2 separate regions of the Mus musculus genome follow, and region 1 is linked to region 2. The links are chromatin contacts, found by Hi-C in ENCODE. All regions are on one chromosome and are shown on one strand. Each heading gives the region's core, a stretch centred on a gene start or an enhancer-like site at or near the end of the contact. The rest is flanking DNA. Distances are from core to core; before and after follow the strand shown. Region 1 holds the start of Tle4 (transducin-like enhancer of split 4). Region 2 has its middle 130 kb from the start of Gm31331.

The links. A loop is a pair of places that touch in the nucleus more often than their neighbours do.
Region 1: a map of gastrocnemius shows a loop between it and region 2 (5-fold over the local background). The contact joins the promoter of Tle4 here to the enhancer-like site in region 2. A Hi-C loop is called at or near these places in 2 of 37 maps with a recorded cell type or tissue (gastrocnemius and heart).

Annotation. Positions count from the first base shown.
Region 1 is chr19:14,595,904-14,600,153 of GRCm38, forward strand. Tle4 (transducin-like enhancer of split 4) reads right to left here and starts at 2,280. Exons shown (of 20, transcript NM_011600.3): 1 at 1,465-2,280; 2 at 854-951. The coding sequence starts at 1,509.
Region 2 is chr19:14,224,251-14,228,332 of GRCm38, forward strand. No RefSeq gene overlaps it. Among named protein-coding and RNA genes, the nearest start is that of Gm31331, 130 kb to the left of the region's middle. Within about 2 kb of position 1,692, at least 1 of the 3 ENCODE cell types and tissues checked has a DNase peak (open chromatin) inside an H3K27ac peak, as active enhancers do; it is gastrocnemius, where a contact is called at or near this core.

The sequences.
Region 1 (4,250 bases), core at 1,030-3,529, 370 kb after region 2:
ACCCAATTGAATTCTGAGACTTCACCCAGAATTGACTATTCTTCACTAAATTCACTTACTAAAACAAGGAAATAAACATCGCTAATAATTATATATATATATATATATAAGCAAAGTTAGGTCCATGAAAATGCCACAGGGAAGGTTCTATCATTAATATTCTATGAGGTTAATGAAAATCAGAATCAACACGGTCTCCTGACAAATTGTTTTTCCCCCTCCAAAAAATACAGACAAGTTGAATAGCATGTGGGGGTGGGAGGTGTTGATCTGGTCCAGCAGCTTGTTTGGGCTCTTGCAATAAGAATTCTGCATCATTAAGGACCCGGTGAAACAAACATGTTTCAAAAGCACTCCAAGTCTAAGAGCGTTGAACACAAAAGCATTGGGGGGGGGGGGTGTCCTGTTTTTATTATTATTATTTGTTTTTTTTTTAATAAAAGTAATGAAATGGCTCACTGCTTAACTCCCTGGCTCTTAAATTATGCCATGATGGTAGAAGGAAGAAATGCAGCCCAGAGTAATAAAGAAGCAAGAAGTCAAAGGGCCCCAGAATCTTCCCAACCTTCCAGCCTCCTGACCCAATAAATCAATATCGAAAGTTTGGCCTCAGCGTTTTCCAAGTCTCCCCAGTTTCGATTGTTCTGCTTCCTTTTCTGTTTACCGGAGAAGAAAATGCTTAATTTCTTTACACCTGCCTAAAGGAAAAAGAGGCCCTGACTTGCCTTTTCTGCCCACAGGGGGGAAATGGTAATACCTTTGTGGGGGGGTGGGGGAGGAGGGGGGTAGTGTTGGAAGGGGGTAAGACAAGAGCTAAGCAAACAGAAGGATCAGCTAAAGTCAATATCGTTACCTGTGGTATTGAGCCTGTAAAAACTGAAACTCTTCCTTAATCCGATCACAGGATTCTGAAATTGTAAATTTGAAGGGTTGAGCAGGCTGATGCGGTGCCTAAAGAACAACAATAAAATATTTAATTAGCCCACATCGCAGGTGGGGGGTGGACAGCCCGCGGTCCGAGACGTGGGGGGGTTGGTCGCGCCGCTCCCGCCTCTCGCTCGCCTGCTGGGGTCCCGGTGCCTCCGGGCGGCCTCCCTCGGCTCAGCTTCTCAGCCTGGCTTCCGCCTCCCCCCGTCACCCCCCAAACCCCCGAGCCCCCGGCCCGGCTCTCCCATCCCTCCCTACCCGGAATCGAAAGTGGCCCGTCGGAGGCAGCCGCGCCATGGCGTCGAGCGGCCGTCAGCTAGCAGAGCGAGTCCGGCCTGTGGCCGCCGGCGCCCTCCACCCCGCAGACTCGCGCCGCCCGGCTCGCCCCCCTCGGGAGAGCCGCGCGGGCGGAGAGCGGCGGCGCGCTGCTTCCCGGGGCTTCAGAGACAACAATAAGAAAATGGCTACAAGTCGGTCGCCTCCCGCACCCTCGGAGCGGCCGGCCGCGGACAGGGCTGCGGGCGCGGCGCCACTCACCGGGTGGCGCGTCTGCGGGTACATCTTGCTCAGGTCGCGAATCATCCACGCCGCTTTAGTTGGCTGCGCCAGGCAGAGGCGCGCGGCTCATCCGCTTCGAGGGCCCCGCGGCGGCGTCCCGGGCCTGCGGGTCTCGCGTGACGCGGGCGGCAGGCAGGCGCGGCGGCTGGGCGCGGGCGGCCGGCTCCGCATTCCCCGCGGGCGTCACTGAGGGCGGCGGGCACCGTCCGTCCTGCGCCCGCCGAGCCCCGCGCCCGCCGAGCGCCGCCCGCCTGCTCGCGCCCCACTCCAAACTTTTTTTATTTGTCTTTTAATTGGCTGCTATTCCTCGGAATGAATGGTCGCTTCTTCCCTGAGAGCGAGCGCAAACTCCTTTGGTTCGGAAGAGGTCTCGCGGCGCTTGGGGGTTCTCTGGAGATTTTTTTTCACTTCACAGCAACGATCTTTTAAAAGGCACCTTTTAGCTTCTTTTACCACATTTCATTTCCTTTTCTTCCTTCCTGTTTTTTTAGCCCCAAATTGAAGGGGATTATAAAAATAAAAGAGCGAAACGCTTGCGGCTTTTTAAAATTCTCTTTCAAACTCTGCGAACACCACCTCAAAATAATACACGAGTGTGTAAGAGGGGGAAGAAGGCAGCCAACAGCCGAACGCCCGCTCGGAACAGCTCTAACAACGCGCTCTGTGTAGGTGACTTCTTTGACCAAATTTAGCAGCAGCTAATCATTAACATTCTGATACATATTCACGACCATCCGCGGAGGGCCCAAGGAGCATCCCGGGAGATGTAGTCCTCGCGCGGCTACTGTGGCCAAGGATGCCTCCAGATTGACTACAGTCTCCGGCTAGCCCCGCGCGCTCTCCGCGGCGCTCTCCAGGAGCCCCGCCCTCCCGCGGCGCGAGGGCGCCGCATCAACCAATCGGAGATGGCTGAACATTAATCGCGGTTCTGTGTTACTGCCCATCATTTCACCGCTGACAAATGGCAAGCCAGGAGGGCGGGGCCGGGCAGGCTAGGCCCACGTGGGGACAGGGCGTGGCGTGGAGCTCCGACCAATAACTGCAAAGAATTGGTGCTGGCGGAGGCGGGGCGCAGCGGCCCGCCCGGGGCGGAGCCTCGCCCTGGCCGCTGTTCCCTAGTGCGAGCGTTCGAACCGCGGAAACATTTGTTCAGCTGTCAATCAAAGTAACGTGGGGTGGCGAGCCGCGGCGGCTGCTGTCGCTGCTGCACTGGCTGCATCTTTAGAAGCAGGTTTCGGCGGCGATGGCGGTGAGACTGCAGGCCGGTCCGAAGACGCCCTCCGAGGCTCATCTCCCGTTCGACGCGGAGCCCAGGCCTGGCGACCGCGCGGGGGTGCGCACTAATTAGGGCCCGATGTCTCCGTAAAGAGACAAGCTCGGCCTTGTGCAACGCGCCGAAACCCCTGTTGAGACAAGAGAGGGAGGATCGCGCTGATCCCACTCCGTGCGGTTCACATCCATTTTACGCGCTGCTGGAGCCGGCATAATTTTCCGCGTGAGCGCGGACGCCGTCGGCCCGGTTTAGAGCCGCAGCCGGGAGGCGTGCACTGGGCCGGTCCCAGAGCTTCCCGGCCGGCAGACTCTTGACATTCCCTTTCTTTAGAGGCACCAGTCAACTTACTCCGGGGTTGAAAGAGGGTCCGAGTGTGGACCGTCGGGCCTTGGGCTTGTGATGGCCTACGGAAGAGGGTCAGAACCCGGGAGTGGCAGCCCGCCCGAGGCAGTTTTGAGACTTGGCGGGTGTTGGGAGCCTTAAGGCTGAGCTAAGGAACCTCTGACCCCTGGGCAATCAAAAGAATTCGGAAAAAGTCAAGCAGGATTGTAGCCAAGGCTGCTGTGTTTGGGACATTCATTTCTGAGTCCCACCTTAACTCGAAGTGCAGGCTAATACGGTGCTGTTGGTTCAACAAATGTGGGAAAAACGTTTTTCCTAATGATAGCGCTTTCCACGACAGAGGAACCGGTAGCTTAATGCCCAATTCAAGGCGTTCTGTGGGCCTCACTAGTACTGGCCACTGAGGACACCGAGGCAAAGAAAGACTGCAGTAGTCTTGCTAAAAATCCAGAACTGAGGCTCATACAATGCCTCCGTTCTGTAAATTTAATTTCCAAAATAAGAGGATGGAGGACTTGCCTCTGTCTCATACCCAATTATTAAAATGCGGCCAATCCAGAATAAAGGGGATTCACATAAAGAGGATTTTGAACACGTGAGGGTTTTTTTTTTTAAGCTCAACAATAATTGCATATTAGGACTGCATTTTTAAAGCTATCAGTTAAGCAAAATGGCTTTATTTTGCCTGTTTGAAAAAAACTTGCTTCTTAGAAATTTTGAAAAATTTTATACATTTATTTAGTGTGGGGGGGGCGGGGGGATTTGAGTCTGTGCGTGTGTGTGTGTTTGTGTGTTCACAAGCCCTGGAGATCAAGTGACAAGTGCATGTACCTGTTGAGCTATCTTGCTGGCTCCAAGTTATTTCCTGAAGCTCGCAGATGTACAGCAGTGTTCTGAATCGTTCTCAGAAGGCTTGAGTGATAACCGTGTCTGCACTAGGACATTGAGTCTCAGAACAAGAACAGCGCCGTTTTTCTGAGGTTGCTTATTTGCTTTCCCTGGAACTTTTTTTGTGTCTCTGTGGGAAGGAAGTTCCATGTTCTTTCACTATTTCAGGCAAAATGGCAGTAGGTTCCATGGGAACTGGGCCTTGGTTAATCAGGGCTATGCTCCAGTGCCATGGATGGGGCCTGGCATGTACCTGGTGCTC
Region 2 (4,082 bases), core at 442-2,941:
ATTTAGAATGCATGAGACAGTCCACAAGATGCCTTATATGGGCCTAGAATCACAGAGAGGACATGGTATAAATCAGCACCTCTCAAACCATATACCCACTCACACACCCACACACATAAACATACATTCTCAGATATGTTCAAACCATACTGTAGATATTCCATGTGTTTGTAATGTTATACTATCATTTTCATCTTTACTTTTTAATCAAGAAAAACCAATAAATTCACTTAATTGAAAGCAAAATTATTGGCAATTTTTTTCTTTCTATAGAAATTTTGAGCAAAATTCTAGATTTACACCTTCATTTACAGGGGAATGCCGGGGCCAAAAAATGGGAATGGGTGGGTAGGGAAGTGGGGGGGGGGGTATGGGGGACTTTTGGAATAGCATTCTAAATGTAATTGAGGAAAATACATAATAATAAAAAATATTAAAAATAAAAAAAGAGAAAAAAAGGCAATGTATGTAATGATCATATAAGCATGTTCCTAATACACTTAGTCTATAGCTGATGCTAGAAACATCAATGAGGCTGAGTGACCAGTATAATATAGACCTGCATGATGAGGGCATTGTGAACATGGCCTCAAGTGCACAGCTTCACGCTAACCAAGGATAAACTATGTAATGCCGTGGCTACCTATCCGGTAACTACCTCTTTTAACTTATTGCCCTCACCTTCTTTCCTTCCAAAATGTCCTTCTTTCTTATTTATTTATCAAAGGAAAGAAACAGAAGGAATGGAACTCAAATAAACAGGTGTCCTCTGAATTTCCCCTGGAGTTATCCCACTCGAGCTCCCTGATAGCATGAGGAAGCACGGCAAACTTCTGTCCTTGTGTGGCACAGTCTCATTTTAGTATCACCTGTTTCTATTTGGAATGAAGGGGAACCCAAAAATAAATGAACTGGCTCAGAAGCCCATGATGAAAATAGCATTGAAAGACTGACTCCGTCTGCAGCTGGCCCTCACCACAGACTGTGCCGGGTCTCCACCTCCCTCCTCCACTTCCCCTTCTATGCCAGGGCAGCTTATTCACACTGCCAGTGAATACTTAACACGGAATTCTTCAAGTACCACTGCAGAGCATCCAGCAAACACAGCTCTAAACTTAGCCTCACATATGTAGCCAGAGACACAGATAAATATAGAGACCTAGAAATACATACAGAATGCCAGAGAAACATGCTCTCGGCCAGAAACATATTGTGAATATGCAAATACCTCAGTGTCTGGTACTGAAGCTTTGCCCTTTAGCACTTACCTCGCTCTGTCTTTCTCTCATTTTCTCTCAGTACCATATCCCCCTCCACCAGTCTCTACCCATCTGTTTATTTTTTTTCCAATCTCCTCATTTAAAAAAAAAATATGGTATCACCTCTTAAAAATAAGAAAAAATATGGTGCTACAATTCCCACTGCCAGGTGTAACATATGATTCTGCTTCTGGGAGCTGGGAAACAAAATGTATAAAGGGGGATGGGTGTGTTCAAACTTTCTTACAAAGGTTACCAGAAATGGATTCTTAACCATTTTGTCTGCACTGTGTTCATTCCTTATTAGATTTCAGGTTTGCTTTGTAGTTTAAAGAAATTGTATAATCCAGACCTTGTCATCAACTGGTTTAATTTATTTCCCCGAAATGAGAGGCCTGGCAGAGGCAAGCAAGCCTGGCAGGGGCAGGCCTGCCTCTCAGATGTCTGGATCAGCGAGCTTAGCTATGGAAACAAGTGTTAAAGTGCCACGGACGACAAGTTCCATGGGTGCTTTTCACATCACATTCTATATGGATGACATCATTCTGTATACTGACCAGCACAACTGCATCCTTCTGTTTGATCTACATCACAGAGATGTGCCTCCATGAACCAGAAATTGGCACTGTTACAAATTATCTATTCTAGCAAGAAAATGAGACTTAATTAAGTCAATTAGCCAATAAATGAAACAAACATAAGAGGGAAAGAAGAAAGTCAGGACAAATTTCTTTTCCAGGAGCTAAATTCCTTGTCTAAAAGGGAAACTATTGGCATTCTAAGTATTCTAAGAAAAGATCTTGCTATATCTATATTTTATATTCCTGTTTGCAGCACTAAAGATATAGTGGCATGAGCATCATTATTAGAAGTAGCTATTTTCAATAAGTTGCTAGAAAATGGTCATCATTAATCTGACCTACTGAGAAAGATAACAGAATAAAGGAATGGGTAGTTCTGGAGTACATACCCTTTGCCAGCCTAGCGACCAGACATGAGTTATTGTATTTCATTTCATCTTTACAAACAGCACTGCAGGGGAGGTATAATCCTTGTTTTATGAGAAAGGAAACTGAGACTCTGAGAGGTTAAGTAATATGCTCAAGGCCTCAAGGTTATAAGTGCAACAGCCAGAATTCAATCTGAGCTTTGTCTACAAAGCCCATGTTCTTTCCACTGAATCAACCTAGACAGCAAGTTCAGGGCATGTAAGGCCAAATTGGCAAACCCTGGTCCTGGCAAGCTTCCCCTTAGCTTAGCTGGTTTAAAAGGACAAGGTATCATATCTCCAGTTGGGTCACAATAATTAGATGTGCTCCCCTGGCCTTCAAGTGATGTTGGCCTGGCTCCAGCTCCTATATCAGCATTACTCAATTGAAATCTTATCTGACCCTTGATGAGTTATTAAATCAAAGTCAAATTTAAACTGATGTTCAGAAACTCTACACTTGAAAAACAGGAACAGAAAATCAAAAGACCTCTATTTGTTCTCTTTGTAAATACTTGCTTTTTAATGTAATTATTGATCTTAAAACAAAGAGAAAGAAATAGATCAGAGATATCCCTAAATCACAAGTGGATAAAAGAGAAAACGGTTTATACTTATGTTCCCAAACAGGTCTGGTAGCTACAAGGGCTGATGACTTTATGGCCATTTACATGTGCAAAGTGTCAAGCAGTAATAAACTGGGTGAGCACAGATGCCACCCAAATAATCCCAGGAGTACGCAAGAAGGGGGCGTCAAATAAAACAATGAACATGACTTTGAGAATGGACATTATAAACAGGTCTTCAAACGAGCAGTAACTGGACAGCTATATTGAAGTTTGCCACCCTACTGTGGCCATACAAAAGTTTGCAGAAATATATATGAAGAACTTAAATCGACATTACCAGTGATATTCGGCTTTCAGTTTCCATCAGAATAAATTTCAAATCAATCCTGAAAGGTCACAGCCACAGTCCAAGCAATGCAGATCCACTTCAAGGTTCCAGTTGCACCTTTCCAGTAACCTCTGTCTTCTACTTCCATGGAGCAGGGATGGCTCTCAGGAGACTAGCCAGCAAAATCAAACTATCAGAAAACAAAATGCATCTTACATCTCTAAATGGGGATCTGCCTTCAGTTTTTTATTTTAGTGGCTGATTTGATTGATTGGAAGTTGGGGAAACAGAATAAGCACAGGGGCTGTATGAGAGAGGAAAGGTGATAATCTCATTATAGATAGAGATGTATAGAGATGTATAGATGTATAGAGTAGCAGTTCTCATCCTGTGGGCCTTTGGGGTCAAATGGCCCTTTCACAGGGGTCATGTATCAGATATTTATATTATGGTTTATAATAGTGGCAAATTTATAGTTATGAAGTAGCAACAAAATAATTTTATGCTTGGGGTTCACCACAACATGAGGAACTATATTAAAGGGTCACAGCATTAGGAAGGTTAAGAACCACTTGTTCAGAAGGGCTGCTACCACTGTCTGAAAATTCACAGTTTATTTTGTAAAATAAGATCTCAGTGGCTGAGAGAAGGAACACTGTGCAGCACCCAGGGCACCTGACACAGCAGAAAATACTCCCTGAGACCCAAAAGGGGGAATATTCTACATATTCCTTACACATTTGCAGCAGGATTATTCTAGTTTGAGTCTTGAAGGCTTAGTCCCCAGTCTCCAGCGCTGTTGAGAGGTAATGGGAACATTAAGAGGTGGGGCCTGTTGGGAATGAGCTAAATCACTGAAGGCTCAGCTTTGAAGGATAAAGTGAGACACCCTGCTCTTTCCTGCTTTTTTGCCTCTACACTGTGCCCAGTTGAACAGA